Regions from separate parts of the Homo sapiens genome. Here region 1 is linked to region 2. Evidence: read pairs that join two places in POLR2A ChIA-PET (ENCODE). Cell type or tissue: A673. All regions are shown on one strand.

Evidence for each region. ChIA-PET counts read pairs that join two places held together with the same protein. Peaks named below come from ENCODE experiments on the same cell type or tissue, not always from the same donor. Only the 100,000 strongest peaks of a DNase experiment are listed, where the experiment ranks them.
Region 1: POLR2A ChIA-PET joins it to region 2 with 5 read pairs; 3 of 35 experiments call an interaction of 5 or more read pairs at or near these places.

What each region holds. Positions count from the first base shown.
Region 1 is chr3:120,353,712-120,361,711 of GRCh38, reverse strand. It overlaps the pseudogene BTNL12P. Among named protein-coding and RNA genes, the nearest start is that of LRRC58, 8.4 kb to the right of the region's middle. In A673, no CTCF peak of the experiment used is centred here; no DNase peak of the experiment used is centred here.
Region 2 is chr3:120,612,239-120,620,238 of GRCh38, reverse strand. No RefSeq gene overlaps it. Among named protein-coding and RNA genes, the nearest start is that of NDUFB4, 20 kb to the right of the region's middle. In A673, no CTCF peak of the experiment used is centred here; a DNase peak (open chromatin) is centred at 4,238; H3K27ac peaks cover 1,276 bases.

The DNA.
Region 1 (8,000 bases), 260 kb after region 2:
GTTTAATAGGAATGGCATTAACAAGCTCAGGATAGCTTTGGAAGCGGTAGAAGAAAGGAATTAGCAACTCTCAGCCCTTTCAAGAAACTCTGACACAAATGCACATCTACATATAGGTAAAGCCACTGATTCTCACAGAATCCAGCCTCCCTCTCTGGCCTCATCTCTCACTATTCCCCCGCACTTTACGTCCCACCTACCATCCCAAAGTTGTGGTGCTGTCCAAATCCTCTGTGCCTGGCACATCCCTTATCACCACTGCCTTCATCCACTCCCCAACTACTCACTTACTCAAAACTCTGCCCAAGGCTGGGCTCCGTGGCTCGTGCCTGTAATCCCAGCATTTTGGAAGGCTGAAGCAGGCAGATTACTTGAGGCCAGGAATCTGAGATCAGCCTGGCCAACATAGCAAAACCCCGTCTCTAATAAAAATACAAAAAATTAGCTGGGCCCTGGTGGTGCATGCCTGTAATCCCAGCTACTCGGGTGGCTGAAGCATGAAAATCGCTTGAACCCGGTAGGCAGAGGTTGCAGTAAGCCGAGATCGCGCCACTGCACTCCAGCACGGGTGACACAGTGAGACCCTGTCTCAAAACAAAACAAAACAAAACAAAACAAAAAAACAACTCTGCCCAAGTAGCACTTCTCAAGCCCTCCCGCACCCATATGCAGTTCATCATTCCTTCTTCTTTATTTTGAACATACTTTTATTGCTGCATGAATCACACTGCATGACAATTATTTCTTTACTTGTTCTTTGGCCCCTCACTATTTCCAAGAAAACAAAGGTAACATAATCGTACTCTCTCAGCATATGTTCGTTTCTCCTCTTCTTCCTGTTATCTATTTAAGATTTTTAAAAAATCTGCTACAGTCCATCGAGTCTATCTATGATACATCATAATAATAGCAACTTTACATCAAATGTTTACAAATGCCAAATCTAATCTATAAAATGAGCCTATAAAGTAGGTACTACTATTATCTTCATTTTATAAGTGAGAAACAAAGGCAGAAGGAAAATAAATAATTCATCCAGGTTACACAGAGACAAGACTCTCACTCTGTAGGTTAGCTGAAGCCTGTACATTCCACCTAAACTCTGACCTGACAAACCTCTGCTATGTCACCCGCACACCATGGGAAGCCACATCACCCAGGGCATCTACCAAAACAGGACGCTCATGGGCTGATGAAGCAGCTGACTTTCAGAATATTATAGGAACTCTCTTTCTAGAGCCTATTAGACGCTGAAAAATATGTGCTCTGTGGGTTGAACCGTAACAGATACAGAAATCTTCAGAAGAAAAGAAGGACAAACGAGTAGCCATTCCAGCCAATGACCAAATAAAGCATTTCTGCGTTCAGTGGGACAAGTAGTAAGATTCTTTGCCAAGTCTATATACTCTATGAATCTGATTAGTGATTGACATCATCTTCTGATTTAGAAAATATCTCTTCATGGTACATGTAGTAAAATATTTTAAAGACATATCTAAAATAATATAAATTTTAAAAGATAATACGGCAGATAGCAGCTACTAGAGCTATAGGTCTTTTTTTTTTTTTTTTTTTTTTGAGACAGAGTCTTGCTCTGTTGCCCAGGCTGGAGTGCAATGACGCAATTGCGGCTCACTGCAACCTCCATCTCCAGGGTTCAAGAGATTCTTCTGCCTTGGCCTTCCCAGTAGCTGGGATTACAGGTGTATGCCACCACGCCCAGCTAATTTTTGTAATTTTTAGTAGAGATGTGGTTTCCCCATGTTGCCCAAGCTGGTCTTGAACTCCTGGCTCAAGTGATCTGCCCGCCTCAGCCTCCCAAAGTGCTGGGGTTATAGGCATGAACCACCACGCCCAGCCTATCATTAATAGAGACAGAGACTATAGTCAAATGTCATGGGAAAAAAAAATTGTAGAAATATAATGTCTTTTCAATTCAGTAAAACTTTATTACTATTTCTAAGATATAGAAGCTTTTCAGCCGGGCGCAGTGACTCACGCCTGTAATCCCAACACTTCAGGAGGTCAAGGTGGGTGGATCACCTGAGGTCAGAGGTTTGAGACCAGCCTGGCCAACACGGTGAAACCCTGTCTCTACTAAAAATACAAAAAATTAGCTGGGCGTGGTGGTGCATGCCTGTAATCCCAGCTACTCAGGAGGCTGAGGCAGAAGAATCACTTGAACCCAGGAGGTAGAGGTTGCAGTGAGCCAAGATCGTGCCATTGCACTCCCGCCTGGGCAATAAGAGCAAAACTCTGTCTCAAAAACAAACAAACAAACAAACAAACAAACAAAAAAACAAGCCATGCATGGTGGCTTATGCCTGTAATCCCAGCACTTTGGGAGTTTCAGGCAGGTGGATCACGAGGTCAAGAGATTGAGACCATCCTGGCCAACATGGTGAAACCTCATCTCTACTAAAAATACAAAAATTAGCTGGGAGTGGTGGCGTGCGCCTGTAGTCCCAGCTACTTGGGAAGCTGAGGCAGGAGAATCGCTTGAATCAGGGAGGCAGAGGTTGCAGTAAGCCAAGATCGTGCCACTGCACTCCAGCCTGGTGACAGAGTGAGACTCTGTCTAAAAAAAAAAAAAAAAAAAAAAAAATTTTTCATCATTCTGAAAGACATAAATCCTAAAGCCTTTCTAATTCCCCCACCCCAGTCAGTTATGATCTTTGCTCCTCAGCACTTGCACTACATTTTCTATTGTTACATGACACTCTCATTTAATAAAGCTTACTTTTATTTATCCTAATAGTAGCAGTTTCACTGTAAATAACTTTTTGAAAAAATAGAAAAGAATAAAGAACATTAAAATCCCTTTTAATTCATCACCCAGACAGCCACTACTACCATTTTAGAGTATTCCAGTTTTTTACATGTGTACTTTTTCAGAAAACTCAATTTGTATATACAGTTTAGTGACTAGTTTAATTTTTTCCTCATGACACTATTTTGTGAGTATTTCTCCTTCATTAAATATTCTTATAGCCTGGTCTACTTTGTCTTGCAGTTATTTATATGCCTATCTAATCAGCCCTGCTAGACTATAAGTTCCCTAAGCGCATGGCTAGGTCCTCTTTGTCTTTCATATATCCATCATGGTGTTCTACAAGTTGTAGGCACCCAATAAGTATTTGTTGAATTAACTGAATTGAATTGAATTTGGTGTAAGATTCTTACAAAGTTTCACTTTATAACAGGAACAAGAGGCCGGGTGTGGTGGCTCACACCTGTAATCACAGCACTTTGGGAGGCCGAGGCGGATGGATCACCTGAGGTCAGGAGTTTGAGACCAGCCTGGCCAACAAGGTGAAACCCCATCTCTACTAAAAATACAAAAAATTAGCCAGGCATGCATCGTGGCGGGCTCCTGTAATCCCAGCTACTCGGGAGGCTGAGGCAGGAGAATTGCTTGAACCTGGGAGGTGGAGGTTGCAGTGAGCCCAGATTGCACCACTGCACTCCAGCCTGGGCAACAAGAGTTAAACTCCATCTGAAAAAAAAACAAACAAAACAAAAACCAGGAACAAGAAAAAAGAAAAACAACAAAGACAGAAAAAAAAATCATATACTACTAAAGACAAGTATAAACTATCCCAAAACAGAAAATTCTAGCAGTGCACACAGATTTTGCATTGTACCCTTTTCACCTCTGGTTTGTAGAAAAACAATGAGAACTCTAATGAACCAGCTCTAGGTGGCAACAAAGTGTAAAGGGAATGTAGATACCTCAACACTTCAGTTACATTGTCAGTCATTTGACTCTCCAGTTTACAAACACAGTCAACAATTTCTCCCCAATAAATTGTCTCTTTATCAAAAGAGCTTACTTGTATTACAGCTGGTTCCTCTGATCCACCAGGTGAGAAGCAAGTGAGGTGGAGTCAGCATGTCTTTGAAGGGACACTTGTTGATGTCCCCAGGGAAAGTGCTTGGTGATACTGTTATTACCAAACTGTTGCTATAAAAGCTCAGCAAAGAGCTCCATGAGACTTAATATTTCAATGGCTGTATTTGTTAGCTAAAAAAAGTGTTTGCAAGGTATTATGGGAGAAGAGTGGAACAAAAGGAACTCCATAATTTTTCAATGTTGGGGAATTATTCTGCACCTATTTTTTCAAAGTAACATATTTGAAGAATAATTAAATAACATGGGAATAATGCTCACTATACAACTTTTGGTAAAAAAATTAAAATAGAAAACTTAATATACATATACATATATGTATGATTTCAACTTTGTGGGAAGAAATATGTACACATAGGAAAAGAAAGAAATACGCCAAAATGTAAACCATAGTTGTTTCTGGATGGCGAGAGTGTGTGTGATTTCAGTTGTTTTCCTTTCATATCTCTGAATTTTCTAAAGTGACCTTTTACATTTACATTAAAATAAATACTTTGTAACTGAAAAAATTAAGAAATGAAGAGACTGACTTTATACACATAATGTGGTACAGTGAGCGACAGTACAGGAAGGAGAGAGTGAGATTTGTTCTTTACTCTCTACTTCTTAGGGATAAGCATGGTTTGTATCTCCTGTTTGAAGCCTTTTCCATTACCCTGGAGGCTCAAGTTCAGCAGTGGCCAATTCTTTATTAGGGAACCCTTCTCTCTCCAACCCCACAGCACATGGGTTACATCTGGGTCTGAGCTGGGTTGACCTAGTCCTGACACTCAGCACAGTCTAGGTAAATGATAGAGAAGGGTTTGAAGGAACGCTTCCCTTGGTAAAGAGACTTATTACAACAGGGTAAATAAGAAGAAGACAAGAATAGGAGGCCTGTTGCTGGGAATGGGTGCCAGAGGCAGCTTCTCCCTAAGTTCCTCACCCCATCAGACTATGAATGAAGCAGTTAGTTCCTGGTTTTGCATCTCCAGGTCCTCTCAGTTTCTCAAATCACTTTTAGTGGCTGAGTGAAGGAAACAACTATGCAGTTTCAAAATAAAGCTATATCCATTAACACAACGTATTGAAGAATTTTTGTTTTGGATTTGTTGTTTAGCCCTGGTTTTGTTTTGGTTTTCTCAAGAAAACAACTGGAATATAACGGAATGAAATAATTATGACCAGTTTGTGTCACTTCTCGAATTCATACTATGGGGGCTGAGGCTTGACTTACATTTGACTTTCACCTGAAGCAGAGGAGGAATATCTTGATGCTAGCACAGTATTGAGAAACCATGAGGAATACTTTGTACTCAGATATAAGACTATTTCTACAGGTGCCACAATCCACAGACTCTCCCAAGCCTTGCAGTCTTCGTGAAAAGACTGCAAGGCTAATAAAGAACACAAGTTAAGGAAATGGGATCTGGAGCTTCCAGTGAGGGCAGAATCAGAGGTGATCTCCTACCTAGTATTCATACCTCTTTCTCCAAGGCCTAGACACACCTATCATTTCAAAGTCTACTACTCTTCCTCTGTGCTGTATCTTAACAGTACACCTTAGATTTTTGGGGGCAAAGTTAAAATTTTAAATATTTTCTCCCATAATTATCTAAAGCATATCAATATTTGTCTATTCTAACCATCAGCACTAAGCATGCCAACCAAACCAGACCCCTTACCATTTCCCAAATATATGCTATAATTTTCTCCTTTTTGCTATGCTTTGTAAGAAATATTTTCTTTTTTCCTTCAATTTTGTATATTTCATCCCAGCTCTATCCAAATCCCATTGTCCTCTGAAAGCTATCCTAACTGTGGTAGCCTAAATGGTCTTTTTCCTCTGAACTTTGATAGCTTTTGGTTATGTTTCTGTATGAGTTACCAAATGTTATTTTATATTTTAGTTACTTTGGGTTCATGTTTTTAAAAATAACTTTATTGATATATACTTCATATATTTTCCTATCATACAATTTACTTACTTAAAGTGTACAGTTCAATGATTTTTTAGTAGTATATTCATAGTTGTACAACCATCACCACAATGAATTTTAGAACAATTTCATCCTGCCAAAAAGAAACCCTGTACTCATTAGCAACCACTGCCCATTCTCCCTTCCCTCTAGCTCTCGGCAACCACTAATCTACTTTCTGTCTCTAAAGATTTGCCTATTTTGGAGGATTTCATATAAATAGAATCATACAGTAGGTGTTCTTTTATGACTGGTTTCTTTCACTTATGTGTCAGAATAATGTTTCCAAGATTCATCCATGTTGTAACATGTATCAGCACTTCATTTCTTTTTGTTGCTGAATAATGTTCTATTGTATGTAAATACCACATTTTATTTATCCTTCATCAGTTGGTAGAGATTTGGTTTGATTCTATTTTTTGACTATGATGAAAAATGCTGTTATGAACACTCATGTGTAAGTTTTTGTGACGACGTATGTTTTCATTTCTGTTGGGTATATACCTGGGAGTAGAACTGCTGGATCATATGGTAACTATTTTTTTTAACCTTTTGAAGAACAGCCAGACTATTTTCCAAAGTGGCTGCACCACTTTTTCATCCCCAGTATTGGTCTATAAGGGTTCCAATTTCTCTACATCTGCACCATCACTTACTAGCTGTCTTTTATATTTTAGCCATCTTAGTGGGTATGAGTAGTAGCTCACTGTGATTTTAATTTGTATTTCCCTGATGGCTAATGATGTTGATCACCTTTTCATGTGTTTATCAGTGATTTTTATATCTTTTTTGGAGAAATGTCTACTCAGATCTTTTGCCCTTTTTAACTTGGATTTCTTTATAGGTTCATGTTTAATCTCTGTTACCAGACAGTAAATCTCTTGAAGGCAGTGATTGTATTTGAACAAAATCATGAACATTTTACTATGTTGTTATCCAGCACACCATAAATATGTGACTTGGCAAGTTAGTTAATTTTCCCACATCTCGGTTTTCTTGTCTGAAGAATGATGATAATAATATGTACCTTATAGAAGGGATGTGAGGATTAAATAAAAATAATCCCTAGACAGAGCCCCTAGGACAGTGCCTGGCACTTATAAAATAACCAATAAACATTACCTATTATTCTTACTAGTTTTTATACCTTGCAATATATAGTACAGTTTCTTACACACAGTAGGTACTCAATGTCTATCTGTGAATGAATTAGGGATTAAAATTATTTTAGCTCATTTATAGTTGTAGTTATGACTAGCTATCTATGAAAAGGTCAAACAAGCCAATATGGAACCAACATAAGCTGAGCAAGTGGATAAAATTTAAAAGATAGTCACTTCAACTCCCAAAACAATCAATAAGGAAAACACCGCACCGGGTCTAAGATAAACCCCTAAATGGAGTGAATTCAACGGGAGTAGCCATGAAGATGCTTTTATAGCTCTAACAAATGCTTAGTCAAAGACTCCAAAGATATCCAAAGATGTCATTATTTGAATCTTCAAAATAAAAGGGACTAAACTTCGATAAAGAAGCCCGGAGACATATTTCAGGAGACATTTTAATCTATCAATTCTACAGCAATAGCAAACTGTGGCAGAGGAAGAACTGCTGAAAATCAAACTGCTAGACCTTATATCACAAAACTGGCTGAAGACTTACTCTTGGTCCCTATAAATATAGAAGCCAACTCCTCCTCAGGATCGATTGAAAGACTATAGCTCCTTCTACTTTCAATGCTGCCCTAAACATAGAGTAACCGGTTTTTGAGATTTGGACAATTGGCAGGGAGATGGCAGAACTTTAAACCATCCTAGGCCAATATGGATAAACCAGACTGAGAGGGATTTAGCAGTGGAAATAAATCAAAACCTTGCATGCTAGCCTAAGCAACTGGCCTTCATCTGATAAGCAATGAGGAAACATGGGGTAAAGGCAGGAGGAAAAGAGATGGGTTGAAATCATGAAAGCAGTGCTTTAGAAAGGACAGTCTGAATCAGAGGTGGCTAAAATAAAGGTAGGAGTGGGTTTAGCAGGCATGAGGTCCTGATATACCTTGAAGACAAAAAAGACAATAAGCATAAATCTTGGGCAAGAGAGGTCAGACCAACCTCCCAAATCCTAATCCCTAA
Region 2 (8,000 bases):
CTAAAGTTAAAGGGGTATCATCCAGTTTGTCTGTGAACTGGACATTAAAATAAAAGCACAACAGTTTTTTCTTAAAGCACTAACCTGCTCTTTAACAAAAATTATAAAAGGTTAAAAAGAGCCTATAAAAATCTTACCCTATGGTCAGACATTAAAAATTGGATAAATATGTCTACAAGGTTTTATTAAAATTAAGTTTAACATGAATAACACTAATATAAAGGTGAAGTTTAGCTTATTTGGTATAAAAATCATACAGGAAGCATTGTCAAATATAAAATGGTGTTTGGCTTTCTTTAGTCTAAAAGCTAATAAAAATACGTGCTAAAGGAAATTTCTCAGTAAGAAGGCACCGAGGACTATAAAGTCCACTGCTGATGTCCCCACATTTAAAATAAAAGATCAATTTCTTAGAAATTATATACTTGGTTTATATACTTCCACTTTATATTATATACTTCCACTTTCCTTTCCCTCAAAACTGAGTCTTTTTGCATAGGTACCACCCCTAGAATTTCCAGTAAACCAGCACCAGCCTGAGGATCACGTTCTCATCAAAGGGTGGAAAGAAGGAAAACTTGAGCCAGTCTGAGAATGACCCTACCTTGTGCTGCTAACCACCGAGACTGCTGTTCGCACAGTGAAAAGGGGATGGACTCATCACACCCGGGTCAAGAAAGCACTGTCCCCCTCCAGAGTCATGGGCCATAGTCCCAGGGGAAAACCCTACCAAACTAAAGCTAAGGAAAATTTAACTCTTTCATCTATGCTATTACTCTTTCTTCTATCCTCGCTCTATTGCTGACCATCTAGTTATTAACATAACCAAGTCAATTTTGCCTCAAACTATTACATTTAATGCTTGCCTTGTTATACCCTGTGGGGACTTGCCAAGTCAGACTGCTCTCTACTTCAGAAAAGTACGTTTGTCCCTCCTGACTCTCCTCAGACTGGGCATTAGTGAATTGGGACCATTTAATCTGAGGAGACTTCAATAAAAACCCCAGTGTCAACCAGGATTCTTGCTCCCTGATGTAGAGCTTTTATGCCATAGTTGGTCCAATGTTCTTTGGACCACTAAAGAGCAAGAATGGACTGCCACAACTGGTTTTTGTAATTTCCTAAAACCATACATTCATTTTACTAGAGGGACAGCCCCCCGCCACCAACTGTCAGCTAAACCGGTGCAATCCTATACAGGTTATTATCTCGAACCCTCAAAGTTGTTCCCCTTTTCTAAGCCGGTTCACTTCTTTAAGCCTGTTTTATGGTATGGGGGCTAAGGTTTCAGGAACAGACCCTTTGGATTCTTTGAAATGCATTTCTTTGATCCCCCGCCACCTGCACCTTCCTCTAAGCCTTCTTCCAAAACCTCTTACAATTGAACAATTGCTCCTCCGCCATCTAACGACAAGACCAAGATAGCTATCATAGAAGTTAAAGACTTAAAACAAACTTTGGCAATTAAGACAGGATACCAAGATGCAAATGCCTGGTTGGAATGGATCAAATATTCCGTCCACACATTATACAAAAGCAGTTGTTAACGCTTATGCGCACGGCAGGCCAGAGGCCCAGATTGTCCCCTTTCCACTAGGGTGGTCCTCCAGTTGATGGGGCATGGGCTGCATGGTAGCTCTTTTCCAGGATTCTAGAGCCTGGAGTAACAAGTCATGCCATGCTCTCTCTCTGCTATATCCCAAAGTCCAGCACCCTGCAGGTCAGCCCCCGAGAGCCATCCAGCTTCCATCTCCCAACACTAAGTTCACTTCGTGTATCTCATGACAGGGAGGAAACTTAGTGTTCCTTGGAGACCTGAAGGGATGTAGTGAGCTTAAGAATTTTCGATTCAATTTTACTTATCAATCAGTCAGCCCTTGTTCATCCCTGAGCGGATGTATGGTGGACCTTTACTGGACACTCTGCCAAATAACTGGAGTGGCACTTGTGCTTTAGTCCAATTGGCTATCCCTTTCACCCTGGCATTTCATCAGCCAGAGGAAGGAAAAATAAGACATCGTAAAGCGAGAGAAGCCCCTTGTGGGTCTTTCGACTTTCACGTCTATTTAAATGCAATTGGAGTCCCACAGGGAGTACCAAATCAATTTAAAGCCCAAAATCAAATCGCTGCAGGATTTGAGTCAATATTTTGGTGGGTGACAATTCATAAAAATGTAGATTGGGCCAGGCACGGTGGCTCACGCCTGTAATCCCAGCACTTTGGGAGGCTGAGGCGGGCAGATCACGAGGTCAGGAGATCGAGACCATCCTGCCTAACACAGTGAAACCCCGTCTCTACTAAAAATACAAAAAAAAAATTAGCCGGGCATGGTGGAAGGCACCTGTAGTCCCAGCTACTCAGGAGGCTGAGGCAGGAGAATGGCATGAACCCAGGAAGCGGAGGTTGCAGTGAGCCGAGATTGCACCACTGCACTCCAGCCTGGGCAACAGAGCGAGACTCCATCTCAAAAAAAAAAAAATATGTAGATTGGATAAATTACATCTATTACAACCAACAGTGATTTTTTAACCACACTAGAGATGCTGTTAAAGAAATAGCTGAGTAATTAGGGGCCACTAGCCAGATGGCTTAGGAAAATAGGATAGCCTTAGACATGATATTAGCAGAAAGAGGAGGAGTTTGCGTCAAGATTAAACTTCAGTGTTGCACCTTCATCCCAAACAACTTACATGGAAGTATAACAAAGGCATTGCAAGGTCTGACTGCTCTACCCAGTGAGTTAGCCAGAAACTCAGGGGTAAATGACCCCTTTACAGAATGGCTAGAAAAGTGGTTCAGTAAATGGAAAAAAATAATAGCCTCAATTCTTACTTCCCTCGCAGCTGTAATGGGTGTACTTATTCTTGTCGGGTGCTGTGTCACACCATGCATCCGTGGGTTGCTGCAGAGGCTCATAAAAATGTCACTTACTAAAACCTCCCTTAACTACCCTCCACCTTATCCAGACAAGCTTCTTCTTTTGGAAAATCCAGCAGAACAACTAAGCCAAGACATGTTAAAAAGTTTGAAAAGAAATTGCTGTAAGGAAATGCAAGATGAAGGGTTGTTAGATATGAGTTCTAAATTTCTTTTCAAAGAATCAATACGTCAGTATGTTCAATTCTTTACCTTATACTTTTAAACTTAACTTCCTCGTAAAGCAAACTTTTTCAATTACCTGCTCCACCCTGACTCATTCTGATTACCTGCTCTGTCATAACAATTTTTCCTGCCAAACCACTCACCCTGTCACTCGCTTTAAATTAGCCAATCGGAATTAGTTTAGCCTGTGCGGTCTACCCTAGCCAATAGGGGAATGACACAGCAGCACGGGCCACGTGCGTCAGGGATAAGAACCCCTTCCCCTCCCTTGTCCAAGTGTGTGCTCACCATTGCTCCATCTGTAAGGGCACACCCTTCTATATAAGTACATTGCCCTGCTGAGTATTAAAAAGATAATTTTATATTTGAGTGCTATTTCTTTTGCAGCACTGAAACTTTATTTATAACAGCAGTGTGGGGAGGGGCACTACCTCCCATAATAAGCTTGAATTCTGCAAGGGTGCTCAGGTGGGGCACAGGGAGAGTCAAGGTGTTGTAGGAGTTATTAAGAAATTATTTTAGGCAGATACAGAAGAACAGGGGTCCTTTGGAAGTTTTCATTTTTTAAAGCATCTTCAGAAACCTTTCTTGTAAAGCCCGGGCTCTTAGAGCCAGGCAGGCAACCTTTGATATGCAAATGCAGGCCACTAGAAACTGGGTCCACCCAACATGGCGATTCCCAGCATTGTCCTCTTGCCCTTGCCCCAACATGTGCTGGGCAATATGGCCACCCCCACATATCCCCTGTGTAGAACATCATGGCAACCTGTACTTTCATATTAAAAGGCTAGGGTGGGAGGGCCAGCTTTTTCGTGGGCTACATGAAGGACGTGCCTGGTCAAACCAATCCCCTGAGCCCTGTGCAAATCAGACACCGCCTCCTCCAGCCTATTCATAAAACTGGCGGATATCCATGGCACTTGGGGGAGCCCCCCTCCCTCTGTCTCTGTACAGGGGAGTGAAAGATTCTCCCCAGGGCCTGAAAGCTTAAGGGAATGAATAACTCCTCCCTCCTCAGGCCCAGTCCCAAGGCTCCAGGCCACTTGTGCCAGCAGCATGTGTCAGCAAGACAGCAGAAGCAGGAAGAGAGCTGGCTGGAAGACACATATCCCCCGAAGACTGAGGAAGAGGCCGTCAGGATACTGAGTAGCAGTTACATCAGACTGAGACACTTCCTGTTTACAGGACACTATAAAACCCCTGTCCCGTCCTCATTTGGTGCCGACGCCATTTTAAGCCTCAGCCCGCCTGCATACAGGCGCTCATTAAAACAGCCTCTTGGGAGAAATGCAAATCAAAACCACAATGAGATACCATCTCAAGCCAGTTAGAATGACAATCATTAAAAAGTCAGGAAACAGCAGATGCTGGAGAGGATGTGGAGAAATAGGAATGCTTTTACTCTGTTCTTGGGAGTGTAAATTAGTTCAACCATTGTGGAAGACAGTGTGGCGATTCCTCAAGGATCTAGAACTAGAAATACCATTTGACCCAGCCATCCCATTACTGGGTATATACCCAAAGGATTATACATCATGCTACTATAAAGACATGCACACGTATGTTTATTGTGGCACTATTCACAATAGCAAATATGTGGAACCAACCCAAATGTCCATCAATAATAAACTGGATAAAGAAAATGTGGCACATATACACCATGGAATACTATGTAGCCATAAAAAAAGATGAATTCATGTCCTTCGCAGGGACATGGATGAAGCTGGAAACCATCATTCTCAGCAAAATATCACAAGGACAGAAAACCAAACACCACGTGTTCTCACTCATAAGTGGGAGTTGAACAATGAAAACACATGGACACACAGTGGGGAACATCACACACCAGGGCCTGCTGGTGAGTGGGGGGCTGGGGGCGGATAGCGTTAGGAGAAATACCTAATGCAAATGATGAGGTGATGGGTGCAACAAACCAAATGGCACATGTATCCCTATGTAACAAACCTGCACATTGTGCTTATGTACCCTACAACTTAAAGTATAATAATAACAATAAAATAAAATAAAAATAAAATAATCCACCGACATAAATGGAAAAAAAAAAAAAAGCAGCTTGTTGCTCCACACCGCTTCATGTTGTTTGTTGGTGGGCTCTCTGGGTTCCAACCGATACAAGAGCCTCGCAGGGAGCTTCTTCTTTCTGGCTTCTCAGTTCCTTCTTGCCTATTAAACTCTCCACTCCTTAAAACCACTGCACGTGTGTCCGTGTAGTTTTTTTCCAGTTTGACACAAGACAAGAGCCCTGGTGTTCCTCCACTCATCGAAAACGTATCAAAGGGAGGAGGAGAGGGAAGTTTAAAAAAAATCTAAGGCTTAGATATAAACTTTCTTACAAATTAATGTGCTGTTTCTGTATTGTGACTTTCCAGAGTGATGAAAGAGTTATCACTTCCAGGTGTGAAGGAAATTGTGTCCTTCTAGAAAGATATTTAACTATTAAAATGAAAAAATAGGCTTGAGTGCTGGCATTTAAACTTCTTTATTATATTTAGTAATCAGCTAGGCTTCAATTTGATATAATTAAATTTATATAATTACATCACCAAACCTGAGGTATATCCAAAATGTATCCTTTTGTGAGGCAGAGTAGTGTATAAATAAGAGAACAGATGCTAGAGCCATACTGCCTGCGTTCAAATTCAGATTCTACAACGTGTTAGCTGTGTGACCCTGAACCAGTTACTTAACCTCTCTGAGTTTCTTTTTCCTCAGCTTGAAAACAATAATAATAGTACCTACCTCATAGTGTTAGTGTATTAAATGAGTTAAGACAGGAAAATAGAATAGAATAGATAGAATAGAACCTATCACATAATAAGCACTGTATAACAAGTAGCTATTATTTCAGGGTGTTTTTAAAATTTGGATCTTGATATATTAGTTTTCAATATAATTGTTAAGTTATCATATAATAACCATTATCAATTAGTTTAATTTTTTCAAAAGAATAGTCATTAAGAATACAGGCCCTGGAATCCAGACTGCACTTTCATAGCTGAATGAGCTTGGGCAAGTTATTTAACTTCTGTAAATCTTACCTTCCTCATTTGAAAGAAGTAAATGATTTATTTCACAGGGGGTTTTCTGAGAGTTAAATGAGATAATACACTAGAGGCACCCACATGGTTTTCGGGACATGGTGAGCATACACGAATATTAGCCATTATAAGATAATGGCTCTTTAGCTATTGTCTTTATATAATTACATCACAACATCTGAGGTGTGTTCAAAATTTATGCTTATGTGAGGCAGTGTAGTATGTAAGAGCACAGATGCGACATCATCTAGATTATGGGGGCCCCTGAGACTCCAATTAGCCTAACCTAGGTTTTTAAAATCTGAAATTATATTAGAAGCTTCGACTCAACCCACCATGGCACTATTGAATGTGAAACCGTGTAAACCCTGTAACCAAGTATATGCAACTCTATACAGTCCTTGGAAGAGAAATTAGCAAATGGGGCAGTTTCGCTCATTCATGAGCATTTGCTGCCTTTATCTTGGATTCTATGAATAAAATTTAAATCTGAAGGGCAGGCACATTGTATGATATCACTTCTCTTTATATGTATCAATTAAGAGTGCATTCAATTATAAGTATCTGAAAATCTAACATTAGCTTAACAACTAGGGCTTTATCTCCCAAAAGAAAAAGTCTGAGGTTTGGCAGTTCAGGATGGAGAAAATGATAAGAAAATGATAAAGTTATCCCAGACCCACGTGCTTTCTGATTTTCTGTTCCTGGCATTTTGTCTTATTGTCTTCATTTTTAGGCCTCACATGCATGTTCCAGGTCAAAGGAAGGGGGAGAAACCAAAATGATGAATGAATAGAAGGCTCGTTCCTGAGGAGGGAAAGGAAGCCCTCCCTGCAGATTTCTCCTTAGGCCCCATGGGCAGAACCGGGTCACATGATAACCCTTACACCAATCCCTGTGAATCCCCGATTCATTCTCTGGGGCTGGGGTCATGTTCACCCTCCCTGAGATAAAGGGATCCCCACCAGCCTCTTGAACAAATCAGGATTCTATTGGAAAGAAAGAAAAGGTAGGTGGTATTGGTAGGCAACAGCTAGTGCCCGCCATGGATTCTTGTATTGTGACATTCCAGCAAGAACAATATGGGAGACATTGGGTTTGAATCTAATATCTTCATTCTCACAGCCCCAAGAAGAGACAAATCTGCTAATACTTTACACACACAAAAAAATGCTTCAAACATCTGCCTGATTTCTTCCTAAATCTTTCCCTATTAAAATGGCTTTTCAAGTCTTCTGTTTGTATGAGGTAAGAAAGTCAACTGGACATCGTCTTTAGTGCCTGACAGTTTCACTTCTAATCACAAGCAGGTGATGGGGCAATTGGAGCAGTAGTTCCTAATCAAAACCTAGAATCCTAATCCTTGAATTTGTAGGGTTTCTCGAAGAACTGAACAAGTCATTTCTCCTGTCCAAACTTTTCCTATAAAATTAGGCTGTGAGACTAGCAGATCTTTAAAGATCCTTCCAGCTCTAACATTCTATAAGTCTGTGAATGTGCTAGAAAACCTAAAAGTACAAGTGTTACTGGAAAGGGATGCCAATCTGGACGCCAAGAGAGGGTTCTTGGATCTCGCCAAAGAAAGAATTCAGGGTGAGTCCATAGAGTAAAGTGAAAGAAAGTTCATTTAGAAAGCAAATGAATAAAAGAATGGCTACTCCATAGGCAGAGCAGCAGCTTGGGCTGCTGGACTAAGGATACTTACAGTTATTTCTTGATTATATGCTGAATGAGGGGTGGATTATTCATGAATTTTCCAGGAAAAGGGTAGGCAATTCCCAGAACTGAGGGTTCCTCCCCTTTTTTGACTATATAGGGTAACTTCCCGACTTTTTCAT